3 separate regions of the Mus musculus genome follow, and all the other regions are linked to region 1. Evidence: chromatin loops called from intact Hi-C (ENCODE). Cell type or tissue: heart. All regions are shown on one strand. Links, peaks and the distances in the headings refer to the core of each region. The heading gives the core; the rest is flanking DNA.

The links. Peaks named below come from ENCODE experiments on the same cell type or tissue, not always from the same donor. Only the 100,000 strongest peaks of a DNase experiment are listed, where the experiment ranks them.
Region 2: a loop joins it to region 1, with 4 times the contacts of the local background. A loop is called at or near these places in 10 of 42 quality-filtered maps.
Region 3: it touches region 1 in a loop (5-fold over the local background); 8 of 42 quality-filtered maps call a loop at or near these places.

What each region holds. Positions count from the first base shown.
Region 1 is chr6:67,033,142-67,040,923 of GRCm38, forward strand. Gadd45a (growth arrest and DNA-damage-inducible 45 alpha) reads right to left here and starts at 4,266. Exons shown (of 4, transcript NM_007836.1): 1 at 4,060-4,266; 2 at 3,869-3,970; 3 at 3,537-3,774; 4 at 1,955-2,631. The coding sequence starts at 4,103. The coding sequence ends at 2,518. E230016M11Rik (RIKEN cDNA E230016M11 gene) reads left to right here and starts at 3,458. Exons shown (of 7, transcript NR_040278.1): 1 at 3,458-3,794. In heart, for the core only: CTCF peaks have their summits at 3,413 and 4,255; DNase peaks (open chromatin) are centred at 3,480 and 4,330; H3K4me3 peaks cover 2,500 bases; H3K27ac peaks cover 2,444 bases.
Region 2 is chr6:66,891,902-66,899,683 of GRCm38, forward strand. Gng12 (guanine nucleotide binding protein (G protein), gamma 12) reads left to right here and starts at 4,496. Exons shown (of 5, transcript NM_025278.5): 1 at 4,496-4,626. 4930597O21Rik (a long non-coding RNA gene) reads right to left here. Exons shown (of 3, transcript XR_003956381.1): 2 at 4,144-5,116; 3 at 2,743-3,259. In heart, for the core only: a CTCF peak has its summit at 4,354; a DNase peak (open chromatin) is centred at 4,490; H3K4me3 peaks cover 1,475 bases; H3K27ac peaks cover 1,318 bases.
Region 3 is chr6:67,098,627-67,106,408 of GRCm38, forward strand. It overlaps Gm29928 (a long non-coding RNA gene), which reads left to right. Exons shown (of 2, transcript XR_377747.2): 2 at 2,666-4,636. Among named protein-coding and RNA genes, the nearest start is that of Gm29928, 11 kb to the left of the region's middle. In heart, for the core only: no CTCF peak of the experiment used is centred there; DNase peaks (open chromatin) are centred at 3,725, 4,035 and 4,405; H3K27ac peaks cover 175 bases.

The DNA.
Region 1 (7,782 bases), core at 2,312-4,811:
GGTTTTATCCCACTACTTCATCTCACTAAGCACTGGGGTTAAATGACTCAAACTCCTTTTTTTTTTTTTTCCTTTTTTTTTTTTTCTTTTTCTTTTTTTTTTTTTTTTTGGTTTTTCGAGACAGGGTTTCTCTGTGTAGCCCTGGCTGTCCTGGAACTCACTCTGTAGACCAGGCTGGCCTCGAACTCAGAAATCCTCCTGCCTCTGCCTCCCGAGTGCTGGGATTAAAGGCGTGCGCCACCACGCCCGGCCTCAAACTCCTTTTTAATAATATGTATAAGTAACAACTCTCTGTAAGGCCTTCAATATTCTCCTGTTGCTATGATCCGAGCAAATACCATGTACCAGGTAGTGATTATTTCCCCAGAGCCAGAGATATTGCAGGATCTCGTACATGCTCTATCTATCACTGAAGCTACAGCCTCGGGTTCATAATGATTTCTAATCATTCATTTATTAAACAAATATTACCTCATCATCTAATGTATGGATACATCAGTGGACCAGATATTAAGTTCATCCTTCCAAGAGATGACAAAGCTATAAAAGGCAACTCTGTAGGCTGGGTAATGTGCTCTTCATTTTACACATGAATGAATGGTGGGGGTGCTGGTGGAGACCTGACTGCCACTCATGTGCTTTCCAGCAAACAGCTGCTTTTCTCCACGTGTCCTACTTGGTTTAACTTAGTTCATGAAATACAACAGTTGTGGAAACCGAACAAGCCGCTAGTGGGAAGGCTAAAGGGCTTGCTCGAAAGGAATTGCTCTCAAATCTCCTGCTAATATAAAAGTAAATGTTGTTATTCCAGTTGTTTGGGATTACACATTGTCTTCAAGCAAAGACTAAATAAGGCCTAGAAATCCACATTCCTAAGAGTAGAAAAGCAGAAGGCTCATAGGCCTATACAAGATGGGCAGAAGCTTAAGGGTTTTGTGGTTTCTTCTGCTCTCCCTGATGGTCACAAGAAGGCTGGCAAACAGTAGGGGCCCAAGGAGTTCCAGAGAGGAAGGGAGGGAGGGAGGGAGGGAGGGAGGGAGGGAGGGAGGGAGGGAAATAGAGAAAGAGAGAGCTCCAGAGAGAGAGGAGAAGAGAGAGGGAGGGAGGGGGAGGAGGAGGGGAGGGAGAGGGGCAAACAGTGGAGACTATAGCTCTGCCAGGCTTTGTCTTCAGCACACACCTTTGCTTCCCTTGCCTCTGCCTCCCAGCTACAGTTAATTACCAGGTGCTTTCTAACCAGACAGTAGAAAGGCTTCTTCTACTGAAGTCTTTTCTTCTTCTTTTTCCTCTGACACTTCTTCCCTGACATAATCAGACCTCTCACAGCAGTAGGGGAAATTCTCTGGGAAGAGGCTACAACTTGACAAAACCTGCCCTTTGCCACGGTTCTCCCTTACGCTGGTACTGTATAGCCAGCCACTCACCCTATTTACTACCCCATACCTCCCCAAGTTATCTACCTACAACACTGACCAGGTCACTTCCTTCTGCAGACTGTGGCAAGTTCACAGAAAGAAGCTCAAATACATAATGGTGATGCAAGAACTCCTGTCAGCATCTGAGCTGAACCCCCACCTTTCCAACCCTCTCTCACTTATCTGCCTACACCAGAGGCAGGCAGAGACACCCTCGTAGGTCTCTCTGCAGGCTGTGATCTTTGATGCCTCCAATGAAATGTTTTTTCCTCAGTAAAAGCTTCACTCATCTTCAAGCAGCTTTGGTAACCCTCCTCTCTGCTTCCACGTTTTGCATGCAATTAATTATAGCATTTAAGTCATTCACTGTAATTTAGACTTTGCAAGGTGAATCTTGCCATATTCCCTTTTTCCTTACCCCGACCCTCTACAACCGCCCCCCCCCACCATCTTCCTGCCTAGTGTAAAATACAGCAAAGCTTCAATAGAATGTCCAATAATCAATATTGTAAAACACAAACCACACGTTGAGAAATGACACAATTATTCCATACCAGTTTATTTTAGATAATGTGCTTCAAAAACTTTATCATAAATAACCTTTCACATCATAAAATAACTTAGTAAGATTTATAATAAAACTTCTGAGAATTTAACATCTCATCAAAATACATTTAAACTGTGGCTTGAAAATATGATTAATCCTCTTTTACTTTCCTTTTATTTGAGGGCATAAAGACCAAAAAAAAAAAAGAAAAAAAATACCCAAACTATTGCTATACATTTAAAGTTTCAACAAAGCAATATTTGGCTTATTTGAAAGTAACCTGGCCATCCTAAATTAGCAGTTTTCTTTCTTGCAGTGCTTTGTAGTTTTTGTCCCTTTTGCCTTGGATTTCTCTTTTCTCGCAGCTTCCTTCTTCAGGCTCACCTCTCTCTCCCTCTGCAAAGTCATCTCTGAGCCCTCGTGCAGTTGAACTCGGCCCCTTGACATCAGTTTCTGTAATCCTTGCATCAGCGTGGGGAGTGACTGCTTGAGTAACTACAAAGGTATTTCAAAACTTCAGTGCAATTTGGTTCAGTTATTTCCATTCGGATGCCATCACCGTTCCGGGAGATTAATCACGGGCACCCACTGATCCATGTAGCGACTTTCCCGGCAAAAACAAATAAGTTGACTTAAGGCAGGATCCTTCCATTGTGATGAATGTGGGTTCTGTGAACAGATTTTGAAAAAATTACTTCCCCGGAAAATAATCAGCTTCTGCTACTAATTGTGCTACTTTTGAAAGGGCCAAACCCCGAACATTCTGTTAAAAACAGCATCTAGCATAGTCTAAACACCTGTAACGTGCACGGAACTACACAGAGTTTTGCATATTAACTACCCCATTCTGCATGAGGTTACCATTCTTAAGACCTCCCTTCCAAGCATGTACCCTGGTGGGTCATAAGTAAAAGACTCCTGAAAAGCATTCTCAGGCTGTGTGCACGGTGAGGGCTGCAGGGCAGGCAGCTGCTGAACTCTTATCTTCCCTGACGATGAATAGCACATTTTACTGGCAGCAACAAGTAACCAGGCAGTCACTTCCCTACACAAGTCAGAAGAGAAAGAGTACAAAAACAAAAAACCAGAAGACCTAGACAGCACGGTTCTTTCTGAAAACACTATCAACCCACCACACATTTTTAAGCGGTGGGGAGGAGGGAGCTCGTTTAAACAAACTCAAGAGCAGCAAAGAAAAGAATTCCACTCGGTACACTTCAGAGTATCTATCTATATCCAGGGAATTAATAAGGTCTGTCTCCTACACCACTTCTACCTTTAGCTTTGACAGCAAATGAAGAATGAAGCTAACTTCTTAACGAAGGGTAAACCGGGAATTTATTTGGCTTTATCTAATCTGTTCTGCTCAAAGAATTAGCCACGCGAGGTTGTGCAGAGGTAAGCAGAGGTAGCAGCTGGGCAGCTTGCTGACTCACAGGGATATCTTCCGCCGCTGGAGGCCACCCACGAGCTTAGACACGCTCCGTACCCTATCACAACCCCCGCGAGATCAGCGTTCAGCTCGGACAAGGTCCACCCCAGCAGATTCTGGGCTGCAGCCCCGGGTCTCTTACCGTCACCAGCACACAGTGCAGGTCCGGGGTCTGCGCGGCGCCCCCGCTCTCCGCCGGGCCCGCGTCGTTCTCCAGTAGCAGCAGCTCAGCTAGCCGACCCGGGTTGCTGACCCGCAGGATGTTGATGTCGTTCTCGCAGCAGAACGCACGGATGAGGGTGAAATGGATCTGCAGAGCCACATCCCGGTCGTCGTCTTCGTCAGCAGCCAGCAGGCACAGTACCACGTTATCGGGGTCTCTGCGGGCAGCGGGGCAGCGGTGAGTTGCATACGCTCAGGGGGGCGCGGGGTAGAGGCGGGTGGGTGGGCGAGCGGGGAACGCGGGCCACTTACACGTTGAGCAGCTTGGCAGCCTCGTACACGCCGACCGTAATGGTGCGCTGACTCCGAGCCTTGCTGAGCACTTCCTCCAGGGCATCGCCCACCGTGTCCATCCTGCGGGCGGCAGGGTGAGAGCGGGTCAGCCGGGTCCCCGGACGCGAGGCGGGAGGGGCGGCGGCCACCGAGTCGGCAGGCACACTTACCTTTCGGTCTTCTGCTCTGCAGCCGAGAATTCCTCCAAAGTCATATTGCAAGTGCGAGTCCCTCCCTCGGCGCGCGGGCTGCTCCTGGCCCCCACAGTGCGCGGCGCCGGCTCTGCGCTCGCTCCCACCCTCCCTTCTCCGCTCCGGCCGGCCGGCTGCTCGCCTAGCCTCGCTGGGGAACTCTGCACTGCTGCCTCGGGGCCACTGGAGGACAAAGGGCCCGATTCCGGAGATATGGGGCTAGCCCTCAGCCAACCAGGTCCAGCTTCATTTGCATGCAGTCAGGCCATTGGGTTATGCAAATTAGCAGACGTTGACACCCAGACCCTCGCTCCACCAAAGCAAGGCAGAGTTGAGCGGAAAGGGGCGGAGCTACGCGGGAGGGAGCCCACGGGACGAAGGTGGTGCTGAAACCCGGTTGGTGGGGTCCTGAGCCAGCTCTAGGTAGTTTGTGGAGCCTTCTGGTGCGGAGGGCTTTGCAGTGGTTCAAGTGTCCTCAGCTCTGACTGAAACAGCCTGCCAATTGTTTTTCTGGTTGTGGACATCTTTTGATTGTCGTTTCGTGCCCTTTGTGTTAAGGGGCTGCTTTTTAAATTTTACTTCCAGGGATTAATGCACTCCAGTCTAGCTGTTGTTAGTAAGCATATTTTTAAGTGTCCAGACATGCCGGGCAAAGCTTGCTTCAGTGTTTATATGCAAGTTTCAGGTAAACCTGCTTATTCCCAGTAGTAGTCTTTTGGTGCCCTGATGGCTGGTTTGATTTGGTTTTGGTTGGTTGTGAGAATTTGAAACTCCAGGGAGAAGAAAAAAAAAAAAAAAATCGCATTTGTGTGTAGTGGTGGCACAGTACCAAGTTGGAATCTTTTCCACAAAAAGTTGGTGAAATTTCTGCCTACTCCATGTAAGGTGGGGAGCTGGTGATCGCATGTTTAACGAGCCAAATTCACCGTTCTTAGAATCCTTCCTGAAGAAGGCTCCTTCTGATCAAGTAAGAGCTAAGAGAGAAATTCTGTGGTATTCAGAGGTGCCATCATGGAAATTCGAGGTGCTCACGATGTTCCCTGAGCGTCCCATCACAGGCAGAAGAGTATGACACCACCTTTACTGTCTATGAGCTCACTCTGAATTACTGAAGCTGAATCATGAAGCTGTAACTGTAGTACATTTTAGCCATGTGCTCAAATTTCACCTTTGAGATAATAGCAACTTGTAGGTAGAAGGCAAACCCTCGTAACTGCAAGCAGGAGTTACAAAGTAAAAACAATTTTTAATGCAAACTTTTACTGGATAGCTCAAAACTCTCTTTGTTTTATGAGCTTATTCAGTAAATACAAAAGCATTGCCTGAACCTACTAGTCACGGAGAGTGGTGAAATTGCAGCCCATATGCTTGCATTCTTAACAGTGCTAATATTGAGGTCACTGGGTAGCTTACAGTTACAGAAGTAAATTTTGCAGAGGTACATGTGAGTTATCCTTAAGATTTTTTTTGCGGGGGGAGGGGTGGTTTTTCGAGACAGGGTTTCTCTGTGTAGTCCTGACTGTCTTGGAACTCACTTTGTAGACCAGGCTGGCCTCGAACTTAGAAATCCGTCTGCCTCTGCCTCCCGAGTGCTGGGATTAAAGGCGTGCGCCACCATACCCGGCAAGTTTTTATTCTTGTGGACAAAATATTTTCAAATTCTCTTAATCTTAACTTAATGGATAATTTATAGGTTGGTTTTCTAGTTCACTTATTGGAGATGTCCCCAAGAGACAAAAGTTGAGTAAAGGAGCAAATGTCAGTGTATGACTTACCCTGGGTGCTGTGTACCTCATACTTACGCCTTAAAGCTTTAAATGGCGATGCTTTGTTAAAGAATCCCTTGGGACTGGGGAGTTGGCTCAGTGGTTAAGCACACTGGCTATCCTTCCAGAGGTCCAGAGTTCAATTCCCAGCAACTAAATGTGGCCCACAATCATCTATAATGGGATCTGATGCCCTCTTCTGGCATGAGGTGTACATGCAGTTAGAGCACTCAAAAGTAAATAAAGCGGAGAGGGGAGGGGAGGGGAGGGGAGGGGAGGGGAGGGGAGGGGAGGGGAGGGGAGGAGAGGAGAGAGAGAATTTCTCTACCATTGGGGGCCTGGGATTCTAGGTCAGTGGTAGAGCAGTTGCCTAGCTTGTTCCAGGCCCAGGCTCAGAATTTGATCTCTAGCCCTACAAAACAGCATCAGGGGCAAAATCTCAATATTGAAGTTTAGGCTTCAATTTCTATGGTTAACAGTGACCGTTACCTTAATGGTGATCAAGAGCCATTACTAAAACAAGCCTCTGGGCGTGACTGTGATGGGTCATCTAGATTAGGATGGATAAAACCATTCCATGGGCTCGGGGTCTTCACTGCATGTAAAAAGGAAAACAGCTACACTGAGCATGGTCATTCTTGGTTCATTCCTGACTGAGGATGCCATGTGACCAACCACCTCTAGCTCTGGCTGTCAAGCCTTCCCCATGATGGACTAACTGTACCCAGGAATAAACGCTTCCTTTCTTAATTTTGTTCCAGGAACAATACAGGTAACTGGCACTAAAATACCATCTTTAAAATACCATAATGACACAAACCACTCCGAGTCACCATTTGGAGACTAATGAACTGTGTTCCCTAGAACTCCAGGGCTCTACCCATTAGACATTTCTTAGAAGTTCTCTGGAAGGATGCAGCTGACAAAGAATTAGAAGATGATGTGACAGCAGAGACTATGACTTCATCAGCTTGGTGTCCTCAACACCCTACATTCAGTAGTACAGTGGGTGTCATGAATTAAAAAGAATCTGAGAATTAATCACCACCTCATGACCCTACAGTCCTGTGCATGAATTCTCAGAAAAGTCACCTTTAACATCACTTCAAAAATATAAGCCCTAAAAAATTTCTGGTCCTTTCTCTACAAAGACCTCATGATCTACTTGGTATGTCCATTGTATTAATCAGGGTTCTTTAGAGTAGTGGAACATATAAAATCAATATATATGTATGCATATGTATATACACACATACATATATACAAAGGGGATTTATTAGGTTGACTTACAGGCAGTATGTAGTCCAACTAATACAACAATGGCTGGCTATGAACAAAAAGTCCAAGAATCTAGAAGTTGTTCCGTCCTTGAGGCTAGATGTCTCAGTTGGTCGTCTGAATGTGCTGGGATCCCACTAAAGTAGGCTCTAATGGCAGTGAAGGAATAGACATGCTAGCAAGGCTAGAGCAAGCAGGCGATGAGCAAAAGCTTCCTTTTTCCATGTCTAAGCTTCCCACACAAGGTATGGCCCAGATAAAAGGTGTGCCTTTCCCACCTCAAGACCTGTATTAAAGGAGTGTGTCTTGTCACCTCAAGGTCCATATTAAAGGAGTGTGTTTTCCTGCCTCAGGATCTGGATTAGAAGTGGATCTTCCTATTTCAAATTAAGCAAAAATTTCTTCACTGGGGTGCCCTCTGTTTTTGAATTTTAGATAATTCCAGATGTACTGAATGAAGTTGACAACCAAGAGTCGCCATCACACCTATGTTTCAACTGGATTTTAGGACAAAATGGTATTCACTGTCATCAGCTAGTTATGCTGAACGTCCCATCTCATCTGAATGGAAGCTGAGTCGAACCATGCACTGTTTATGCAATTCAGATGAAACATAGGACTATAGTGTCCCATTAAAGGCAGCTATTTGAAGTTTAAA
Region 2 (7,782 bases), core at 2,944-5,443, 140 kb before region 1:
AGCTTACAGAGTAGTGTCATGGAACAGTGAAAGAAATTCACAGTAGGTTTACATATAAGCTGCAATCAATTTTAAAGAGTAGCTGTCTTGAGCTATAAAATCATTTATCTTGCTGGCTTCAGGAAGGGTTATACAGGGGAGAACGCCACCTCTTTTGTAACATTTGGCTTTCACAGACTTGGGACTTTAGAATCATCCTCTTACAACCCCTTTATATATCCACTTATCCCTGAAACCTCACCCATGAGACTGCTCTCACCCTGATCCTCTACTTTTTCTTTTTTCTTTACAGCAACTGATTCTTTTATAAGCAACCGATTTGTTTGCTTTATTTCTGAGCCATGGGGAGAGTGGCATGTAGAAATTACAGAGAACAAATGAAGAAAAGAGAAAAAAATTAAAGGAAGCCTGGGAACAAGCTAGAGAGGAAATTAAATAGACCCATGATACCAGGGAAAGTACAGCCAGCAATTGCCCCCGTGTGACATACAAATCTTCACTCATGGGGCCGAGTGAGATGGCTCAGTGGGTAAGTTATCTGAGATTGGTACCACATAAAGGTGGAAGACAAGAGATGTCTTCCTAAAAGCTGTCTGCTGACCTCTACACACTCACCAGAGCATGTGTGCCCCCACATAATCAACTAAAAGAAAACTAAGGTCACTCCCCAATGGGTTCAGCTACATGCTCCAATTATTCCCAATCATAAACAAGCAGAATCTGGGAGATTCCCTTCTGTGAAACCTCTCCCAGGACCATGCTGTGGGTTGGTACAGATGTTCCCTGCTACAGAGCATATCCATCAATGGGCACTGCCTTAGCAATGTACTTTGTCAAAGTACTGCCTCTTTCTAGTAATGTAAAATACAGAGACACAGAGGTCAAACCTTGGCCCTGATTCAAAACAATCAACTAACCAACCAACCAATCCAGAAATCCAGAAAAGCCAAAAACAAAAACAAATAGACAAACAAGGTCAACGGCATGGACTCAATGCAGGCCAACTCTGAAGACCCACCCAGCTTCAGTCCTGGGCTCGGATGTGGGCTTAGCTCAGGCTTCAGCTGTCTCTACACTGAGAGGGTCTTGTGCTTCCTGCCAGTGCTACCAGTCTTACTTCCTTCCAGGCGTTTCTTTTAACTAATTAGAACTTCTTCAGGAAAGGCTTTTCCTGGACACTTCCTCTAAAGGACTACACAACTTCACACTCAGCACACTTCAGTGTCAGTCAGAATCGCGACTGAAACTCATTTTCTCACCTCATTAATCCAGACCATTCTTGATGACTATAGCTCCTTCTGTGGCCAGAGCTCTATCTACGAGAACGTAATTCTTCCTTCATGATAGGGGCTGCTGCTGGCTTCTCCAGACAGGTCTGGTACCTAGTTGGGCTTATTGTTACTTTAATAGCTGTTATTTTATCTTGAGATTGTCTAGAAGCAGAGCCTGAGATGAAGGAAGACTTAAAGGAAAATGATGTGTCAGAATCTAGGAGAGCCTCACCAATGTGCCAAGGAGAGTCACACCCGTGTGCAGTACACAGAAACCTATGTTTGACTTAATGCTCAGCCATACCATTCTGAAATTCTTAAATAATTTTTGAGCAATTTTCATTCTGCATTGAGTCACACAAATCCTTTTGCAGGTCTCCGTTGGAATATATTCCTAAAAAAAATTGACAGGGGAGTAGGAAGTAGAACTGGTAAGACCAAGAAGGGAAGGGAAGATGTGTTACTAAGCAAAGAGCTGGAGACAAGGAGAGATGCTTATCCAACCACTGCAGGGAGTGTTGCTGACATCTTAGACGCAGCCTCCAGTTATTCCAATTGGTGTCAAAACAGATGGAGCGTTTTTTACCTCCACTCTTGTCACTGCTTAAAGAACCGATGTAAGAAGTACAGTAGTTGCCAGGTTCTTCCAGCTGCCCTGTGCCCAGGGATAGAACACTCTCAAGCTGAATGTGGTAGTTCTGCCATAAGATGCAGGTGCTGGCAGGCAAGAAGTATCCGTGGAATCAGTGTTCATAAAGCTGAGAGAAGGGTTGGAAGAGATCAGACCAAGTATTAAGAGAAACTGATGGAGTTGGGCATATACTTACTATGTACAGGTTTAAAAAAAAAGATATATATATTATATACCTTGTAAATATACTACTACATACATGTATTTGTATGTATGTATGTTTGCATGTATATACGTATGCATGCAATAGGAAGCACAGCCACGTGGAGATGGAATGTGAGTCATCAAAGTTCAGGAAGCGGGTCCAGAATCATGGTTAAAAGCATAATCTGTTTAAGCAACCTGCACTTAAAACCTATCTCTTCAGTTTCATTGGGTTAACTTTGCTGTGCCTACATGCTAGGGTTGCTAGGAGAATGAAAAGATTTAATACATGTAAGACTCTTAAAGCAACATCTGCCGCACAGGAAGTACGGGTTAAATGTTACCTTTTACCGTTTTGCCTTTTGGCTACTATGATCAGAACCTCCCAACCCTCTGTAGTACAGCTGTCCCTCAGTGCCCACAGGGGATTGGTTCCAGGGCTGTCCTTCATTCATATACTAAAATCCAAGGATAGAAAACTCTCATACAAATGACATAGTATTTGCATATAACTTACCTACATTTTGCATATGATAATGCTTTAGTTATTCCTAGATTGTTAATTATCTAGTCCTGTACAATGTAAATATTAGTTTTGTTATACTGCATTATAAATGAAATAAAGACAAAGAATATACTTATTTATGACAGACTCAATTTTATTTTCAAATACTTTCAATCTGTAGTTGAATTTGAGGATGCAGACCCCTGTGGGTATAAATGATTAACTGTATTTTATTGTTAATTTGTTGCAGGCTGACATTTTAGTACAGAAAAGAAATAAAAAATGAATAATGTGTGAGGGGAGATAAAATAAAAGACCATATTTCAAACAACTTGATGCAATAGACAATTTCTGCACAAGTTTGTACATGATACTGGATTTCTGTTCTCTCCATATGCAGATAACTGTTTAAAGACTAATCGGTGGATACAATTTGAGAAGCCAGACATTCTTCAACGAGCCACTTTGCTTGTTTTTGCCACAGATTAGTGAGAGAAAAATTAAAAGTACATGAAGTACTTAACTGGGCTATATAATGATCCAGAGGTGGAAATCACAACCATAATAGTCCATTCTTGTGTCTGGCCATTCTGTTTAGGGTGCATCTTCAAACTGTCACGATCTGAATCAGCCAAGTGTTTCCTAACACTGTAGAAAGTAGGAAATAAAAGGCAGGCTGTGGTTTGTACCTCAACAAGAACATCCTCTGGAGGCTGCTCAGACCACACTGGCCAAGCAAGGCATTCTTGAGTAAGAGTGCAAACAGGAGTGAATTTAAAGCCTTCAGTGGGATTCAGTACCTAGATCCCAGCATCCCCAAGACCCACTCAACAGTGCATCCTCATCCAATGCTAGTACTTATTTATTTCTGTTTGATCTTTTAAATAATATATTTTATTTATTCTTTGACAATTTCATACAGGTATCCTGATCACACCCAACTTCCCCTCCTACTCTGCCACCCCCAACCCCCAACATGTTTCCCTCCCACCGTCCTTCCTTCCCCTTCCTTCCTTCCTTCCTTCCTTCCTTCCTTCCTTCCTTCCTTCCTTCCTTCCTTCCTTCCTTCCTTCCCTCCCTCCCTCCCTCCCTCCCTCCCTCCCTCCCTCCCTCCCTCCCTCCCTTCCTTGGCACTGAGTCCAATTACTGACCCCTGCTCTCACCCAATAGTAGCATCATTTTAAAAAGAGATCACGATGATTATTAGTGACTCACACCTTGGAGTACTCTAGCCAACTGCTGAGTGTTACCATTTCTGTACATCCATCTCTACAGGACTTAAGCAAGTCCCCCTCAGGTTGATGGTATCTCCTATCACATTTAGCATAATGCTTGACCCCACACAACAGGTGCTTCGTTTTGTTGAATGGCTGTAAGCAGCTTTTGTGGAAGCAAAACTAGCCCTTCAACCTGCCAAACTCTAAATGCTTACAAAACAAAACAAAACAAAACAAAACAAAAAAACAACCTGTCCAATTAATTTATTATGCAGTACTCTGTCCGGTCTGGGACATTCAATAATCTGGCTTTACCTCCATTTCTGGGAAACAACCTCCCTGTTGCCCCAGAGTCCTTTAAATATGACGGTGGCCGTTTCCTCAGACCTTTCTGGATCAGAGCCCCACTTTTGTGTGGGGTTTGGCAGAGCTCATCTTCGCAGCCTGGGGACTGCGGTGTGTGGTCCTGGTGGTGATGTATGGTGGTGGCCTCGCGTGGTTGCCCGGGCCCACCGCACCGCAGCGAGCTGCACCAACCCAGCCGCGGGCACGCGTGTCCTGACCCCCGACGGCCGCAGTTGGGCGCGGCGACCACGTCCCATGCCCGTGGGCCAGAGCGGAGGGGGTGGCGGCGACAGCCCCGCCCACCGGGCCGTGCGCCCCGCCCACGCGCGAGGGGAGGAGCTGGAGCGGAGTAGGGAGGAGAGGTCGGGCGGTCCCGGGAGCGCGGAGAGCCGGACTCCCAGGCGGCGGCAGCAGCGGCGGCGGCGGCGACGACGGCGAAGAGTGAGTGCCAAGGTAGCGCCGGGACCGGACGGGGCGGGGCGGTCGCCGCTACTTCGGGGCCGCCTGTGGGTCCCGCGGGCTGGCAGCGGGCTGGAGCTAGGGAGCGGAGGAAGGAAGCGCGTGCTGCGGGCGCTCTGGGCCGCGGAAGGGGAGTGGGAGCGAGGCCAGCCGGGGCCCACAGACGCGAGAGCCCGCTGGGGCGCGAGTGGCCCCTGAGGCTGGGTCTCCGTAGCTGCCTCGCTCGGCCTCGCCCCGCCGGAGGAAGGCCCGGGAAAAGCCGCCAGGTCGCGGTGGTGCGGGAGGAGCCGGTCGGAGCCGCCACGCACGCCCCTCCTCCGATCTCTAGACGCGCGTGGGTTGGCAGCCTCGGTACTGGGTCTTCACAGGGGGGTGGCGGCGGGTAAGGAGCTGATCGTGGAGAGAATTCGGGTGACACTTCACGAGGGACCCTGCGGCGGTGACTGGAACAGGAAGGTCGGAGTTCAAACTTGAGCCTTGTGTGCTTTTTTTATATTTTTTTTTAAATGTAGCGCCTGAAGCTTAGCCCGTGGGTTTAAAAAACTCCTCTTTATTTTAGTTAGGGCCTGTCAATTAAACTTCATTTTAAGACGCCATTGCTAGTGTCTCCTGACACTCGTTTATCCTTTTAAGTCTGTGGATGCCTTGTAAACTTGACTTAACTTTCACAAAGGGAGCCGTGATTCTTGTTAAACTTTAAGCAACTGGAAATCAGCTGGAAGGATCTGCCGAGGCCTGTGGTCTCGTGGTCCTCCTGTGCGGGCGTGGCTGTGCACAAACAAGTGGGTAGGAAAGGACGCAGCCCCACGCTTGAGCTGGAGGGGAGATCTGTGCCCATGTGCCAGGGCACGTTTAAACGCAGCTCCAAGTGGAAACACTGGGGATGTCTTAGGCCTTGTTGGACGGACTTCACATGATTCGTCTCATTCCGGTCAGTTATTTCCTCTCCCCACTGCTCTTTAGACACTGTTTATATTTCCTGGGGCGATCGTAGCGTCTCCTGAATAGATTGTCTATAATGAATCTTTTGGATGTTGTCAGAGCCAGGCTCTGTGTCTGTGTGTTCTCAATGTTTAAAGCAATAGCTTGGCTGTGTTTTGAGAGTGCTGGTCACCCTGCTGCACCATTGCTTGGCACTTCAAACCATGGATGTAAATTACCTCCGGATTCCAGCCCTTCCCCAGGGAAGCTGGGAAAGCAGTCACTGGAGAACAGTAAGGTTAAATTTACTATGATCAAGCAGTCACTTTCAAGAAAGGAGGGCCACCCTCCCCTTTTAGAACAAAAATGTATATGTCAGCAGGGTCATTTTCCAATAAATAAGCATATGGTCCTCACATATTTTTATATTTTCTCTATATTTTGTCTGTTTCGTACACGTGTACCCCCTTACCCTCTCTTTCAAGCCCCTCCCACTGATCACCTCTTTCCTCCCCACCACATTTTAAAAAGCAATCAATTGTAGATTGCTAAGTGGGCGTTTAGATAAAATATTCAGATCCTTTGCCTCTCTTAACAGTCAGCCAGCACCATAAAGTCCTGGGTGAAGTCCAGTGAATGCTGAACACTAAGTACAATGCAGCTGGATTGAGCACAAGCACGTTACTGTGTAGAACCCAGCACAGTGTGCAGCTCTTAGATTTGTATAGAACCCTATAAGAATAAGGATCTGTGCTTCTCAGGAGACGACAAGTGTGGTATACAGAGGAGGTGCAGAAAGCTCTGAGCTTATTTGAAAGACAAATCTCTTGACAGTTGGGTTGCTGTTGTCATAGGTTACAGAACACACATGGCGTTCAGGTGATGAGAGCAAAGGGCCCCACAGTAAAAAAAAAAATTTTTCAGAAAAAAGTTAGCTAATGCCCAATAATTTTTATTCCAAACCTCTCTCTAGTAGGAAAAAAAAGTCAGAACGATCTCACTTACTACGCTGTGTTTTAACTAGCTTTTGCTGTTGTTTGTTTCATTTTAGTGTAAGCCTTATAGGAAGGTGAAGTTCTAGAAGTAGTTTTCTGAGCTTGACTGAGAGGGGAAGGTACTTAACAGTGGTTTGCTGTGTAGGCTTTCTTGTCAGACACTCCAGGATGAGAATGTTATTTAGCCCTTTTCAATCCGATTTGTAAGCAGGAGTAACAGTGGTCTCTACTTGTAGTGTTTTGATGAAAGTGTATCAATTAGTCTTTGAAAAAAACAGACTGAAACTAACCTACATAAAGGGCTTAGAATGATCACTTTTCTTTTTAATCTAGTTTACACAGCAGGTTACTTGATAAATGATAATAGGTAGAACCTTCTGGAAATGCAAGATGCCACCATTTTAAGTTCCAAAGAGTGATGAGTGCTGGCAGGGTAACTCACACCTGTAATCTCAGCAGTTGGCAAAGCCGAGACAGGAGAATTGCTCTGAGTTCAAAGCCAGTTTGGACAACATAATAAGTTCTAAACTAGCGTATATTAGAGTGATATCTTGCTTTAAAAAAAAAAACAAAAAAACTAAAGGTTGAGCAGATTGTGTGTGTGTATGTATGTGTGAATGTATGTATGTGAATAAGTGTGTATAAGCTTGTATGTCCTGTTTTACCCATGGCAGTATGAAAATGATTGATGGGCCAATAATTTTAATAATGCTTTTGATGTTGTTAAATACATAGTATTTAATGCTAGGCAATTAGGAACATAAGTTGCTTTTTAAGTTTAAAAAGAATTTTTATTTTAAATAGTTACATTTATTAACCTTGGATAGGAAATTAAATAAATAAATAAGCCCAGAAGTAACATTTGTCTTTAATCAAGAACGACTGTTAAAGTTTGAAAAGATGTGATCCAAGAGTGTGAAGTGGTTGGCTCTTGTGTGCCTGGCTGTCCAAGGCCAGCAGATAAGCCATAAAAGTGGGGACTAATTGTGTTTATTTTGAAAATTTTGTGAGAGTAGATGGTTAATTCAGGAAATGAACTCACAGAATCACTGACTTATTTGCTAAAGTTTGCGAAATTGAAAAAAAAAAACTTTTTACTCTAAAAAACAAACCCCTTTGAGCATCTGCTTCTTCATTAATGCATATCAGATGCATCTGATGAACCAAGTCGGTGACACAGGAGTGCTAGCTTACCACGATTTCAAGTATAAAGGGTACAGTGTTCATTATGAAT
Region 3 (7,782 bases), core at 2,944-5,443, 66 kb after region 1:
TAATAATTGCTCTCACAATAGCACTATCAGTAGTCCCAATGGCTGAATAGTAACATAGTTAACACCCAAATGCCGTATTGAGTCTTGTACCTAGTGGTCAAGCTTCCTTTATAATCCTGTCTGGTGAGATGTCAAAATGGTCCAGACATGGAAAGGATGAATGATTTACAGCAGAGACTCCTGCTGTCTAAAGACAGTGAGCCAGAGGAACATGCAGGAAAGTGGACCTCTCGGCTCAGCCACAATAGAACAGAAACCCCTCTTTGAAGAAAACGGAGCTACCTCACTCAGGAGTGTATTTTCTAGCTCCATCCATGTACTGGCTTGTTTTGTGTGTCAACTTGACACAAGCTGGAGTTATCACAGAGAAAGGAGCCTCCCTTAAGGAAATGCCTCCATGAAATCCAGCTGTAAGTCATTTTCTCAATTAATGATCAAGAAGGGGTGGGCCCATTGTGGGTGGTGCCATCCCTGGGATAATAGTCTTGGGTTCTATAAGAGAGAAAGTTGAGCGAGCCAGGGGAAGCAAACCAGTAAGTAACATCCCTCCATGGCCTCTGCATCAGCTCCTGCTTCCTGGCCTGCTTGAGTTCCAGTCCTGACTTCCTTTGGTGATGAACAGCAGTTTGGAAGTATAAACTGAATAAATCCTTCCCTCCCCAACTTGCTTCTTGGGCATGATGTTTTGTGCAGGAATAGAGACCCTGACTAAGACAATTCATTTTCCTGCAAATTTCATGATGTCCTTGTTTTTAACAGCTGAGTCGTATCCATTGTATAAATGAACCACATTTTCTTTATCCATTCTTTAACTGAGGGACATCTGGGTTGTTTCCAGTTTCTGTCTATTATGAATAAAGCTGCTATGAACATAGTGGAGCACATGTCCTTCTGGTATGGTAGAGCATCTTTTAGGTACATGGCCAGAGTAGTATGGATGGGTCTTGCAGTAGAACTATTTCCAATTTTCTGAGGAACCTCCAGGTTGGTTTCCAGAGTAGTTGAACAAGTTTTCACTTCCACCAGTAATAGAGAAGTGTTCCCCTTGCTCCACATCCTCACCAGCATGTGCTCCCACTTGAGTTTTTGATTTAGCCATTCTGATGGGTGTAAGGTAGAATCTCAGCATTATTTTGATTTGCCTTACCCTCATGACTGAGGATGTTGAACATTTCTTCTATAAATGTTTCTTGTACATTAGAGATTCCTTTGTTGAAAATTGTCTGTTTAGCTCTATACCCTGTTTTTTCTATTTGTGTCATCCTGAGTGAGATAATGAAGACACAAAGACATGCATGTCGTGTACAAAGTTAAAAGTGGACACTAGCCATAAAGTACAGAATACCCAGGCTAAAATCCACAGACCCAAGAAGCTAAATAGTAATATGACTCAAAGGAGGATGCTTGAATCTCACTCAGGGGAGATGACATTTCTAGGACATGCCAGAGACTTGGGATAGGGGAGGCTCCAGAGAGTCTATGAGGGTGACTCTAGCTGAGACTCCTAGCAGTGAGGCATATGGAGCCTCACGTGGCCACCTCCTGTAACCAAGCAGGACTCCCAGTGGAGAGAAAAGAGCACGAACCCACCCACAAAACCTTTGACCCAAATTTGTCCTGCCTACAAGAAGTACAGGGACAAAGACGGAGCAGAGGCTGAGGGAATGGCCAACCAATGACTAGCCCAACTTGAGATCCATCTTATGAACAAGAACCCAATCCCTGACACTATTAATGATATTCTGTTGTGTTTGCAGACAGGAGACTACAATAACTGTTCTCTGAAAGATTCCACTCGGCAGCTGACTGAAACAGATTCCCATAGAGAGTTCCAAAAATTAGATGGAGCTTGGGAAGTCTTGTGAAAGAGTTGGGGGAAGGATTAAGGGACCTGGAGGGGGTAGGGACTCCACAAGAAGACCAACAGAGTCAATTAACCTGGACCCTTGGGGGCTCACAGAGGCTGAGCTAGCAACTGAAAAAGCATACTTGGGCTGCACTTAAGCCCCACACACATATGAAGCAGATATGCAGTTTGGTCTTCATGCAGGTCCCCCAACAACTGAAGTAGAAACTACTCCTGAATCTACTGCCTGCTTGTAGGTCCTGTTCCCCTAACTGGGCTGCCTTGTCTGGCCTCAGGGGGAGAGGATGTGCCTAGTCTGCAGCGACTTGATGTGCCAGGGTGGGTTGGTACTCAGGGGAGCCTCCACCTTCTCAGAGAAGGGGGTGAGGGGAGGAACTGTGGGGGAACTGGGAGAAGAGGTGGGGCTGCGATCAGGGTGAAAAAGAAAGAAAGAGAGGAAGAAGGAAGGAAGGAAGGAAGGAAGGAAGGAAGGAAGGAAGGAAGGAAGGAAGGGAGGGAGGGAGGGAGGAAGGGAGGGAGGGAGGGAGGGGAGGAGGGAGGGAGGGAGGAAGCAGCAACCCATTCTCTAGTCTCTTGTGATGTTCCACATGGTGCTGGTACCTGCTGATACCCTCTCTCCTGTGGTGAGCTTGCAGCCCAGCACCTGCACTTGACAGCTCCCATTCACTAACTGCCTGTTTCCTAAACTGGGAATGTACCCTTGAGTTCCTCTGCTGCGTTCTCCCAATCCCCCTTCTCAGCTACTGCTTCCCACTTTCCAAAGTACATCAAAATAACAGTGTTTGTCTCCTTGCAAAGGACTCAATAAACTTGAAGCATAAATGTCCTGATTTGATACAATCTATAACTAACCTCGTTCCTCAAGGAGTGTTCTGCCAAGAAACACAAACGGTATATAAGAAAATACCTATCCTTTGGGCTGTTTGGGTGCCACCTCCTCCAGGAAGCTTTCCAGATCATCTATCAACCAGACTGGAGTATATGGCCTTCTTTAATTCTTAAACCACTAGTACTTACCATTATTAAAAAGTGGAACTCTGCCCTGTAAAAAGCTGATGTACTCTTTTGAGTGCCACCTCCCCTTTGTAGAGAGACATAATCACATGGATCCCCAGGAACTACCATATTATCTGGTACAAAGAGAAAAGTCAGTGGATATTGTTCAATGAATGAATGGATGGATAATGCAATAAATAAGAACCAGTGGAGACACACCAAAGCCATGGTGTGGAGACTCAGGCGAAGGTACTGCTGATTCTGCTGCTGAGGTGAGGGACAGTATGAGAGACTCTGGGATCTATCTTGAGAGATTGAGTTAGAAGACTATAGCTGTAACTTTGTGTTAGGGGACATGGCCAGTCTGTGTAACTTCCTGGGTTTCACTCAGCAAACCACCAAAATAAAATAAGCAAAAGACAAGTTGGCATTTCCCTCAAGACTACTGCATAGAAGACTATTCCAAGGTGAAGGGACAGCATGAGCCAAACCACAGAGGTGCGAAAGCATGTGGGTCACTGCCAGAGACAGCACTGCAGATAGCAGCACTAAAAACACTGGAGACAACAGCACTGAAGACAGCAACTCCGCACAGTAGACAACAGCACTGTAGATGACAGCGCTGTAGACTACAGTGCTATAGAGGACAATACTACACACACTGCAGACACTGCAGAAGACATCACTGCAGACACTGCAGAAACTGCAGAAGACAGTAGTACTGCAGACACTGCAGATGAGACAGCACTGTAGAGGACAGCACTACAGAAGACACCACTGCAGACACCGCAGAGGACAGCCTGGCAAGACTCCAGAGCAGTTCTTAGTGGGAGGAAGTGGGACAGGTGGGGCTGGAAAGATCTCAAACAAGTTTCAAAAGACTTGGAACTGACACCGAGGAGTCTGAAGTAAGTCACTGAAGTCTGTAAGCTAACTAATAACATAACTAGATGGCTAAACAGGAGAAGAGGATTTGTTTCCTTTTCAGTAACTAAAAAGCCCAATTTCCTCTATTTTTATATCTCTTGTCCCTTCGTGAAAATGGACAAACAAAATCCAGCTGCAGTGCTCCTCCTTGCAAAACAAATTCGGGTTTCTCCTCTTGCTTTCTGGCAGCCGGCTCAGAAGTGAAGGCATCCGCCGTGCAGCTGGGAAAACAGGAGCTTGTTTGGCTCTGAGCAATGCGGGGAGTGCTGGTCTGGGCAGTGAGTCAGCTCCTTCCTGAAAGTCTAGGTCAAGGGAGTCCATACCACAATCTTGTTTACTGGCTTTTGCTTCCACTGTCCGAGCATTGATTCTGATTACTGCAAAGGTGTATTCGGTCACTCTTGGCTTAAAAGCCTGTAATTCCGTTGACAAGAAGATGTGATCAGAACAACAGTGACCCCATTTTAATCCTCCAGTTCATTGGAGAGAGCTGGATGAAGAGTGGAGCGTTGTTTTCTGGTGGCTTTTGTTCCTGCCTGACCACAGTCATGTGTGGGAATGACTCTGCAGAGCTGTTTGCTGGCCTGGCAGATTTGGAGGGGAGCCGATGAGTGACCTGTCTGAATCAACTCCTCCAGCCCAGACACGTGGGGCTACAGCTAATCAATCAAGTCTGCTGAGGGCTGCTCCCTGCCAACCTCTGAGGACAACAGGATGCCAGGGTGAATAAGACAGTCTACCAGAGTCTAGGAACCGGGATAAAAACTCAGGCAATGGAGACTTCAGCTCTTAACTATTATTGTTGTTGTTGTTATTATTATAAAGGAATACAAATTTTAATTGTTATTTTATTTATTTACACTTCAAATGTTATTCCCCTTCCCAGTTTCCCCTCTGCAAACCCTCTATCCCATCTCCCCCCTCACCCCCGCTTCTATGAGGGTGCTCCCCCACCCACCCACCCTCTCCTGCCTTACCACCCTAGCATTCCCCTACGCTGGGGGCATCAAGCCTTCACAGCACCAAAGGGCCTCCCCTCCCATGAATGCTAGTTAAGGCCATTCTCTGCTACATATGCAGCTGGAGCCATGGGTCCCTCCATGTGTATTCTTTGGTTGGTGGTTTAGTACCTGGGAGCTTTGTGGGGTCTGGTTGGTTGATACTGTTGTTCTTCCTATGGGGTTGCAAACTCCTTCAGGTCCTTCAGTCCTTTACATCTCACAAATTGACTAGCATGGTGTACATACCAAATGCCTTAAATGAATAGGTATAATTCAAGTTTGCACAGGTACCTCCAAGCACCTGTTATTAGCCAGTGTCTACTAGGTACTTGAGCAGGATGCCACCCATACTCTCAAACTGTTCACAGCCTTGAGGAGAACCACTGTTCTGCCAATGCTGATGGGAACATCCAGGGAGCCCTGGGGTCTCCACTGAATTCCTTAACATCTGGATCCTCCTCTGGAACCCTTAGGTCTCAATACTAAATGCTAAAACAGCTGGCATCAGAAAAGGGGGATGATGCAGAGAGAGGGGGAGGGAGAGGGGGGAGGGAGAGGGGGAGGGAGAGGGGGGAGGGAGAGGGGGAGGGAGAGGGGGAGGGAGAGGGGGGAGGGAGAGGGGGAGGGAGAGGGGGAGGGAGAGGGGGAGGGAGAGGGGGAGGGAGAGGGAGAGGGAGAGGGAGAGGGAGAGGGAGAGGGAGAGGGAGAGGGAGAGGGATTCTGAACTGTCCACTATCCTTACACCCATTCTGGCTGTTGAACTCTGCTTTTTCACTGATATCTGGATTATCATTGCTACAGGCAATAGTGGAGGTACAAGCTGTTCTTCATGAGGCCAGAGATGGGTGATCTGAGGAAGGTGACTGTTAGATACTGAAGGAGAGTTTGTAGCCTCCCACAGAACCTAAGGAGCAGAAGTATACCATTCCGCCTACCTCAAGCTCCTCCTGACTAACTAATACAAGCGTTGTTCACAGTCCAGACTCAAGGAAGCCTGTGAGCCAAGACGCTCCAGCATCATCTGCTGCAATAATTAGAATCTAGAAACAGAAAAGGAATTTGAAATGGCATGATGAAGCATTTCCATTTTAAGAGTTGATTTAATTTTTTGAGAGATGATCTGATTGGAATAAGCTCTGTTGCATCTGAATCCTTCCATTGTTTTGGAACAATGCTGTCAGATGCAAGTGCCCTGGCCTCAGAGTCACCTGTGGCCAGTCCTGCCAGATCCAAGCCTACTTTCAAAGTATTTAGGGTACACCACATGGAGGAGAGAGGAGTGCTTCTGTTTCTCCTTTTCTACCTTCTGCTCCCAGCCTGCCTATGCTCTGGTGGGGCCTCTGACTCATTCTGGAAATGAAGAAGGGCAGGCCTACCTGGGTACTAATTTCATGTGTGTACAGTTAAAGGTCTCCAACCAAATCTACTCTATCAAAAGCTACCAAGAAAAAAAGAAAAAAAAAGTTTCTCTGCTCCAGCTGCTCCAGACTGATGATGGAACCTTGATAGAAAGTACCAAGAGGAACTAAGCAGAAATAAGGGTTTCTTGATGATTGAAAGCCCTGTTGTTAGAATAGCTATACGCCAAGAACAGGGTTATTTGATGCTGTATCCTGTTTTATGGTAAAGCAAATCTGAGAAACCAAGGGAAGAAGAATGCAGGATCAGCTGTCTTGGAGGGAGGTTTTGAAAAGTTTACTCCTTTTGGATCACTCTAGAACATCTGAGGTACTATGGAGGATGACCGTATCTGTTGGCAGAAAGGACCCCCAGTAGGTGAACCTGCTCTCTTTTAATGCTGCTGTCTTGGAAAAGGAAGACCAGAAACACCCTGGAACTTTCCAAGTGAACAGAGGATAGCATTTCAAATTAGATGCAAGAGCTGTGACACAGAGGTCTGAGGACAGTGCACGATGCTGCAGTCCCCAGAGACCTGGGGTAGGGGTGGGGGTGGGGAACACAGAGGCTTGAGGTGGCTTCACATCAAAGTGTGGATGGAAAGGACCTTGTGAAGGAGATGGGTGTCAGTGAAAGGATGTGACCAGAGCAGAGAGTGGTTTAGTCTCTAGAACCTAGCAGCATGTTGTTCAACAGAAGTGCTGTGTGACTGACTGGGTAGCTTAAGTCACAGGGTGTTGAGTCAGACACTGTTTAGTGTCTTAAGGGGTCATAACAAAGTACCACAAACTGGGCGACTCAAACGTCAGAAATGTATTGTCTCACAGTTCCGGGGGCTGGACCTAAGATCAAAGTACTGGCTGGGTGGCTCCATGCAGGGTTTTGAGAGACTGTTTTCACTGCTGTGCCTGTTGGCTTGCTGGCAATCTCCACATTTCTCGACTTCTAAGGAGGGGCTTTACAAATCTCTGCCTTCATCTCCACACAGAGTTATCCCTGTCTGCATGTCTGTCTCAGCAGTCATCACACCTTAATCGTGAGGTCTTCAAATATCCTTTTTGCAGATAAGATCAAATTTGCATAGGTTGTGACTTTCACATCTCTAGGTGGAGGTGGGGGATACAGCTACACCCCTTGCAGGTTTTCAGTTCAATTCTGCTACTTAGTGTCTTTGTCTTCCTGGAAGTATCACTGACTAGGTGTCTTGAAAAACTGTTCTCTTTCTTTTCAGCCCAGTTATCTATTTATAATGGGACAAAGAGTGTTTGTTTTGTTTTGAGACACTGTCTTACTATGTAGCCCATGCTGGTCTTGTGCATTCTATCCCACCTCTGCACCCCACCCCTACCCCCCATCCTAGGACTACAGGCCTGGCACCAAAGAATTCTTCTAGATACAAGAATTAGCATGAAGTATCTAGTGTCCATCCAGTTGTATTCACAGAGCTCTTAGGGAAGCCAAGGACTGGCAGGCACCACTTCTGAGACAGAGACAGAGGTGCCCCTGACATACTCATTCTCTTGGTTTCTTTTCTCCTCCCAACCTGAAATCTTTTCAATCTCTTCTTTCTTTCTTTCTTTCTTTCTTTCTTTC